Regions from separate parts of the Homo sapiens genome. Here region 2 is linked to region 1. A link is an interaction called in ENCODE POLR2A ChIA-PET data of the cell type or tissue named here. Cell type or tissue: PC-9. All regions are shown on one strand. Links, peaks and the distances in the headings refer to the core of each region. The heading gives the core; the rest is flanking DNA. Region 1 overlaps ERC1 (ELKS/RAB6-interacting/CAST family member 1). Region 2 overlaps ERC1 (ELKS/RAB6-interacting/CAST family member 1).

Region 1 (4,395 bases), core at 141-4,140:
GAGGGAATGTATATGTTAGCTCTATTTAGCCATTCCACAATGTATACATATTTCAAAATTACATGTTGTACATGAGAAACATACATTTTTAATTGGTGAATTAAAAAAATAAAACAGTAAAAAATCAATTAAAAATCAGTTTAAAAATTATATCTGGAAACCCCTCCCCACCCCCCAAATCTTGAATCTAAACATGGAATTCCCCAAGGTAGCTCCCACTGCATGAACCTACACAGCAACGGGATTCCCCAAGGTAGCCCCCACTGCATCAACTACACGGCAACTGGATTCCCCAAGGTAGCCCCCACTGCATCAACCTACACAGCAACTGGATTTTCACAGGCTCTTTTCAAAGTTTGAGTGAGAGGCTCACCTGCCCCCGGGTCATCTTCTGCAGCTCATTCTCCCAAGCCGCCTGGTCATCGTCCAAGTTATAGGAAGCTGGTGGAGTGAGTCCACGGAGGATCAGGGGGTCTCGGTCATGGCAGAGGGTTGTCAGGTGTCCAATGTACAACTTTAATTTACTTCTATTTTGGTCAAGTTCTAAGAGGGGCTGGATGATCTAAGGCAAAAAAATAAAATAAAATAAAATAAAATGAGGAAAGTCAAGGTCAGTCTGAAATGAGAGGTTCAAATATTCTTTATGCTTTCCAAGTCAAAGAAAATTGACCAAAGACTAAAGCTCTTCTAATCACTACTGAAATCTTCAGGATTACAGAAACATTTTCACATACTGTCACACATTTACGCTGTCACACGCAGCCGCCCTTCTGGGAGACAGGAAGAGAACGCTGGCTTCATATATTCACACCAGACGGACAGCTCTGTATCGAGGCAGGAATTAAGCACAGGACTAACTTGTTTTTACAGAGATGCTATTCCTGATACAGAAAGACTCCAGTTACCTCACAGTTTCTCTTTTCACTTATTTATGAGTAGATTACAAAAAACTGCTAGTGAAACTGCTCATCTGAAAGCCTGGACTACATATACTCCAAGTGTTCCTCCACCTCCTAGAATGGAAGAAAAATTCTGCCTCTGGAGAAAGTGCATGTTTTTCTTGGCCAAGAGATGTGATGAGGGAACTCATTACGAATTCTGTCTCATCCTGGCTTATGCTCTTCTCATTTATTTCACAGAGGTTATCCGATATTCTTCTGAACCAGTGACTGATAAATCCCTATATAACACCAAACACCTGACTCACAGCCAAGGACTCTGAAATTCTTAGTTGTAACATTGGTTCTGTGTTTTTCTTAAGTAACAGACTTGCTCTACGTTTTTTCTTTTCTCATTCCTTTCCCCTGCTTGAACAGCTACTCCTTTGATTCCTTCTGGAAGCACACTAAATGACTGATGACTCCTGCCCCAGGATTTCATTTGGCAGCTCTCGTGACAATAGTCTGGCCAGGTATTTGGTAGCTGGTCAAAGCCTGGAGTGCTGAGGAAGAGAGTGGGGCCAGACCTCACCATCACAGAACACTGAAGCATTAGAGCAGCCCCTGCTTGACACACAGCAGCTGTGAGCACTGCGAAGCACCGCCAAAACGCTGGCAGATCTCAGTGTGTTCCCAGGGCTCACACAGCAGGTCTGCACCTGTTGCATGTCACCGGCCTGGCAATTTTCATGAACAGGACACCTCTGGCCTAACTAATGAATTGGGAGCTCAATAATCTTCAAGTCAACAGAAGCAAGGCCTGGTATTACTTTCCACAGTAACACTGATTCCTCCTTGGACCCCCTCAGAGGACTGCTCCTGCCACGTTCCTTTATTTCTTTTTCAACAAGAGTTTTTTTAAGAAATAAAGTTTTATGTTTTTATTATGAAAACAATATATATTTTACTCCAAAAAATTGGGGGAAAAAAGAAAAATATAAAGGAAATAAGACTTTTGCATACACTTCCATCAAGAAGTAATTATTTGGCCGGGTGTGGTGGCTCACGCCTGTAATACCAGCACTTTGGGAGGCTGAGGAGGGCAGATCATGAGATCAGGAGATCGAGACCATCCTGGCTAACATGGTGAAACCCCGTTTCCACTAAAAATACAAAAAATTAACTGGGCGGGTGCCTGTAGTCCCAGCTACTCGGGAGGCAGAGGCAGGAGAATGGTGTGAACCCGGGAGGTGGAGCTTGCAGTGAGCCGAGATCACACCACTGCACTCCAGCCTGAGCGATAGAGCGAGACTGTCTCAAAAAAATAAAAAAAAATAAAAAAGAAGTAATCATTTGTAACATTTTGGAAATTTTCCTGCCAAGTCTTTTAATAAATTTATATAAATCAGCTTCTAACAGTATCACACCTCACATTTTGCTTGATACATTATCTATTTAACATTATATTGTCAGTACTGTTCACTACATTATATATGACCGAAACTATGTTTTTCATGGCTGCATAATACATATAGCACATTTCCTTTGTTTCTAATACTATTTCCAGGAAATAATTAAAAGAGAATAAAGAGCAAGGGCTTAGTGGCTAAAACAATCTTCAGCTTGCTAAAAAGATCAGAGTTCAGTTTAGGCCTATACAGTATATTACACAGAAGCTGGAGCCTGGCTAGACAAACCAGAGAAAATTAATCAATTTAGCATTACTTTTGTTTTTAAAATTCTCTCTCTCTCTCTAAGGATAAACGATAAACACCAAAGTTCTGCTGTGGAAGGCTGCTGGGCTCTGTAAGAGACTCCTAATCAGCAGGTTTACGGTACCAGTTCTGGGCTGGAATTTCCTACCTATGACAGGCATGTCAACACAGCCAGTCACAGAAGGAAGACAGTGTTTCAATCAAGTAGAGAATTTAGAGTGGGGGAGCTGGATAGTTTTTTGCAAACAATACCAACTTTTCAAAAATATTGTATTTTATTTCTGGGCATACATGTATACTTGTGGTCGGGCATGGTGGATCATGCCTGTAAACTCAGCACTTTGGGAGGCCAAGGTGGGCAGATGACGTGAGGTCAGGATTTTGAGAGCAGCCTGGCCAACATGGTGAAACCCTGTCTCTACTAAAAATACAAAAATTAGTCGGGCATGGTGGCGTGCGCCTGTAATCCCAGCTATGTGGGAGGCTGAGGCCGGAGAATCGCTTGAACCCGGGAAGCGGAGGCTGCAGTGAGCAGAGATCACACCACTGCACTCCAGCCAGGGCGACAGAGTGAGACTCTGTCTCAAAACAACAACAACAACAAAAAGTATACTCATTGTGGAAAATTTACAAAGGATTCCAGGTGCAGTCTTCAAAGGTAAAATTACTTTAAATGCAAGCACACTCTGTGCGCCAATGACGAAACCGTCTCATCACGGTTCTGTTACTACACCCCCATGATGCCAAGTAACATATCCCTATTTCATTCCTCATTTTTTAAAAGCTTGGTTTTCTCTATCTTCTTTCATGAATACATTGATTTAAAAAAATCACCTTTGGGATTTTCACTGGATTTGTGCAATTTATTCCCATTCTTTTGGTGCACACGCGCATGTTTGTGGGTATAGAGCTGCCATCACAAATGCCACATCTGGGCTGCAAAGGCTGAAAGAGCTGCTTATCTTAGGTAATTACTTTTGACTGACAAAACTGGCAGAAAAAAGTATGACCACGAAGAAAGGGGGCAATGTGATAAATGGTCATATTGAGAAGGTCAAATTCCTTATAGTAAAACAGAATTTAAAAAGATATTATTAGCTCACTCCTACAACCACTATGACTGCGGATGCTGACTTTTTAGATCCTTATTCTTAATAAACAATCAATTTCAGCCGGGCACGGTGGCTCATGCCTGTAATCCCAGCACTTTGGGAGGCTGAGGCGGGTAGATCACTTAAGGTCAGGAGTTCGAGACCAGCCTGGCCAATACGGTGAAACCCCATCTCTACTAAAAAAATACAAAAATCAGCCAGGCATGGTGGCGCATGCCTGTAATCCCAGCTACTTGGGAGGCTGGGGCAGGAGAATTGCTTGAACCTGAAAAGGGGAGGTTGCAGTGAGCCGAGATCGCACCATTGCACTCCAGGCTGGGCATTGCAGCAAGATCTGTCTCAAAAAAAAAAAAAATTTTCAAACAGATTTAAATGCATTTTATGCTGATGGCTAATTGATTAAATAAACATGATGGCATCTGGTATTCTGAAAAATTTCAGAGTCCAATCGAAAACTTAAAAAATAAGGCTGAGGTCAGGTGTGGTGGCTCATGCCTGTAATTCCAGCACTTTGGGAGGGCAAGGTGGGTGGATCACTTGGGGACAGGAGTTCGAGAGCAGTCTGGCCAACACAGTGAAACCTTGTCTCTACTAAAAATATGAAAAGTAGCTGGGTGTGGTGCGCACCTGTAGTCTCAGCTACTCAGTAGGCTGAGGCATTAAGAATTGCTTGAACCTGGGAGGTGGAGG
Region 2 (4,395 bases), core at 170-4,169, 270 kb after region 1:
GTCCTCAATAAGCCCAGCAAAGATGTCGGGTAGCAAGTAACACTTCCTTGGTTGGGTTTCCCTGTCAGTTGTGTTGTTCTCTCATAGTACAGATCATGGAGTGAATTATTGCAATGAATGACTAGTTACGTGGCATTGAGCAAATTGCTTAATCTTTCTCATCACTTTAACTGTAAAACAAAAGACTAGTAACATCTCTTTCAATTATAAAATATAACAATATTCTTCTAAGGAAGATGAGAACATTTAAAAAGTAATAAACTTCACCAGAATACTACTATATTTTATCTTTAAAACTGTTCAAATTTAATTATACAGGAATGGTATAGCCCTTAAGAAAATATATTTTCAGAGTCCACTGCTCCAGGTAGATTTTATTAATTGCTGGTAGGAAAGAAAGTTCCTTGACAGATTTGCTCATGGTACAGATCATGGAACTAGGGGCCTCTCGCATTAGAACAACTGGATACAATGACACAAAAGCTGGTAAGACCAAAGGTCACTGCCAGTCAAGATCTGCCTGGTAGATAATTATGGAAAATAGCTCAAACCCTTCTTTTTCTATCTAGTCAGCATATATAAAAAATTGACAGACCTCCCTGTGCTAAAATTGCTCAAAAGACAAAGAGGGCACATAAATCCACAACGGCAATCCTTCTGTGGCAGTAGCAATGATGAGATTTCACTGAGGCCCTCAATTCACATCATCGATGTGAATGGCTTCCCTTGAAGTTGTTCAGTTACAGTGGCTGTCTAGGTAGCCTAGTCTCAGTTCACTACATTTTAGTGATGAGAGATCCAATATTTTTTTAAAAACTAAAGCAGGCACAAGAGGCTTAATTTTTTAAAAAAATCCATTGTATTGTAATAATTTAAAAATTGGGAATAATTAAACACTTAACAATAAAAGGCTAGCCAAATTAAATATGGTCTATCCACTGGATGGAAAGAATATTATACCATTACAATTCATATTCTTGAGAATTAAGGATACAAAAACTTGTTTATTATACACTATTACATGAATAAGACAGGTCACCAAAAAGTAAGTGTAATATTATACCAATTTCAAGTGAGGAGAAGTTTATTTTTACACAGATTTTTTTCTTTTTATAGCTTTTCCATACTTTTCATATATTTAGAATGGACATCTACAATTTTAATGATAATGCCAAAACCAAATATTTTCTAAATACAGTCCAAGAAATCTTAGCAAAAGGAGATTCTCTTATCATATTCACCTGCCAACATAGAAAACCTCTAGGGGTTTCTTTGGGGCATGTAAGCAACTGTATTATTTAACCCACACCTTTCACAAGTTCATAATGTGTAACCAAACAAACCAAGCTTTCAGAGATTTGGGGAGTCTTTCTTCAAAGAAAGACTGAGAGACACAAATAAATTCAAAGAAACCAAGACTCTGAAAAACTACTTGAATATAAGGTGTGAAGGAAATATGATGAGATGTTTCACTTATTTTTAATTTAAATTCAAGTTCATCTCATTGAATTTTTATTTTCGCCAGGTCTACTTTTATGGGTTGAAAGATGCTGACTTGCACTCATATCCTACCCTGTATTCTACCCAAGACTGGGTTTCCCGGAAAGCAGACCCTGAGACAGACATTATTATGCAAGAAGTTTATTAGACGGTGCTCTTTGGGATCGGAGTCAGTAGATAGGAGGAGAAAAATGAGGATTGTACAGAGGGAGCGATTCAGCTGCCACGAAGTCCCAAAGGATTCTGACAACCCCACGAGGAGCTCTGAAGCTGTTGTCCCAAGTAGGGGGAAGGAATTCAAACCATGGCACCTCATAAGGATCAATCACTGGATGTCCATGGGAGGGGGCTTGCCCTCGGGCAAGGTGGTGTCTTTAGCTAAGACAATCTCTAGGGAAAGTGGAGGGCTTTCTGTTGATAACACTTCCAGCGATCTGGGGAAATAAGTCCTTCAACAATCAGGAGAGACCTAGGTTGCATCGATCATCGCAGCATCCACCATACCCAACAGCTACACTCTTTCTAGTTAAATTATAATTAACATGAAATTGTAGTTGCCATGAATTTCTGTTGTATTTGAACCATACACATATTTTATGATTTTGTAAAACCTAGAAACCAGTGTATATCACCAACTTGGTTGTTCCATAGATGGTGAGTGTTTCTGATTATTTTTTTCTTCACCATGTCATGGTGAAAGGTGGGTGTTTTTAATCAGAAGTTCATGGATAAACTTTAAGGTGTATATTATATCTCAGTTCACACAAATGAACTATGCACACTTTTACCTGGAGAAAGCCCATAGCTTTCATCAGACTGTCAAAAGCATAAGAGAAGTTACAAATTATTAATCGGTGGCATTCTTTTCAAGAATCCAGAATGTTGTTTAAAATGACCCGTCACAGCCGGCACGATGGCTCACGCCTATAATCTCAGCACTTTGGGAGGCCGAGGCGGGCAGATCATCTGAGGTTAGGAGTTCAAGACCAGCCTGACCAACATGGCAAAACCCCATCTCTACTAAAAATACAAAAAAATTAGCCGGGTGTGGTGGTGGGCACCTGTAATCCCAGCTACTCGGGAGGCTGAGGCAGGAGAATTGCTTGAACCTGGGAGGCGATGGTTGCAGTGAGCTAAGATTGCGCCATTGCACTCCAGCCTAGGCGACAAAAGCAAGACTCCTCCTCCAAAAAAAAAAAAAAAAAAAAAGACCAGTCACTTCATTTAAAGTTGTTTGCTTAGCTGCTTTATAGAAGTGCCAAATTTGGCCAGTGCAGTGGCTCACACCTGTAATCCCAGCACTTCATAAGGCTGACGCGGGTAGATCACTTGATCCCAGGAGTTTGAGACTAGCCTAAGCAACATGGCGAAACCCATCTCTACTACAAAAACTATTAACAGTCAGCCAGGCATGGTGCTGTACAACTGTAGTCTTAGTTCCTTGCAGCACTGAGGTAGGAGGATCACCTGAGCCCAGGAAGTTGAGGCTGCAGTGAGCCACGATCGCACCACTACACGGCAGCCTGGGTGACAGAATGAGACCCTGTCTCAAAAAAAATAAAAATACCAAATTTGCTGTGTATAAGGCAGAGTTCAGCCTGAATGGGATGCAATGAAACAAATCCAAATGTCAGTTTCTTACCTATATGCACTGTATATAAGAAGCCCAAAGGCTGACGGGGCGCGGTGACTCACGCCTGCAATCCCAGCACTTGGGGAGGCCAAGGTGGGTGGATCACAAGGTCAGGAGATCGAGAGCATCCTGGCCAACATGCTGAAACCCCGTCTGCAGTAAAAATAAAAAATTAGCAGGGTGTGGTGGCGCGCGCCTGTAGTCCCGAGTACTAAGGAGGCTGAGGCAGGGGAACTGCTGGAACCCAGGAGGCGGAGGTTGCAGTGAGCTGAGATCACGCCACTGCACTCCAGCCTGGGCAACAGAGCGAGACTCCATCTCGGAAAAAAAAAAAAAAAGAAAAGAAAAAAGAAGCCCAAAGATCTTATAGAATTTTGCAAATTTTTCTCTGTAAAATTACATGATTTTTCTAATCTGAAAAACTCCTTTAGGAAAAAAAAATCATTAGGAGAAAAAATTGAGGAAGTCTGACAATTACAGGAAGATAAAACAGATAAAGAACAAAATAGATGTCTGATTCTTGAAGCTATTTTCTGGTTAGGATATACATACTGGTGTAGCAGGAAAAAGGAAGAGCATAAAAGGCTGCTTCATCAGAGTCTGATTTAATAACTTCTTCACGTGGTTAGTTACTTCAATTTCTCAACTAGAGTTGACAGATACCTGGGCATCTAACCAAACAGCCATTCCCACAGATGAGAATGCAATGTAAGAGAATTTATGTCAAGTTATAAGCAGTTTTTAAGCAGAAGAAAATATTGACTCTGCTTTAAAACTGCGACCAGGCACTTTTCCCTAAATCTTTTGTCTTTTTCTAGATATGTGTCTGTGTATTTACTACTCTGACAAGTTCCTGCTACAGGATCTCCTGAGAAACAACTAAGAACAATCTTTGTCAGAAGAGGGATCTGACCCTTCCTTATTGACTTGATAATTATCAATTTTCAAGTTTAAAATGTGTGCTCGGTCAAAACACTCAACTAGAACTTGCAAGACTCTGAGAACATTAATGTGGCGTATTAACAACAGATGAGAAACGACACAGATAAGCACAGATCCTCAAATTATTCACTAAGTTACTTAAAAGCCCAAAGAAATAATGTTTAATGAGTCAAAATTATTTCCATGATGTAAAAATATTACAATATAAGCCTTTGCATATGTCCATTTATATTACACCTTAGCACTTGAAAATTAAGCATTTATCCAAAGGCTATATTCTCTCAGGTCCACTTCTATTGTCTCCATAATAATGCTGATAG

The links. ChIA-PET counts read pairs that join two places held together with the same protein. Peaks named below come from ENCODE experiments on the same cell type or tissue, not always from the same donor. Only the 100,000 strongest peaks of a DNase experiment are listed, where the experiment ranks them.
Region 2: POLR2A ChIA-PET joins it to region 1 with 18 read pairs; 3 of 35 experiments call an interaction of 5 or more read pairs at or near these places.

The regions. Positions count from the first base shown.
Region 1 is chr12:1,440,729-1,445,123 of GRCh38, reverse strand. It overlaps ERC1 (ELKS/RAB6-interacting/CAST family member 1), which reads right to left. Exons shown (of 19, transcript NM_178040.4): 18 at 374-562. Among named protein-coding and RNA genes, the nearest start is that of LINC00942, 58 kb to the left of the region's middle. RefSeq lists an enhancer at 2,534-3,033. In PC-9, for the core only: no CTCF peak of the experiment used is centred there; no DNase peak of the experiment used is centred there.
Region 2 is chr12:1,166,794-1,171,188 of GRCh38, reverse strand. The region is part of intron 8 of ERC1 (ELKS/RAB6-interacting/CAST family member 1); the gene reads right to left. Among named protein-coding and RNA genes, the nearest start is that of ERC1, 180 kb to the right of the region's middle. In PC-9, for the core only: no CTCF peak of the experiment used is centred there; no DNase peak of the experiment used is centred there.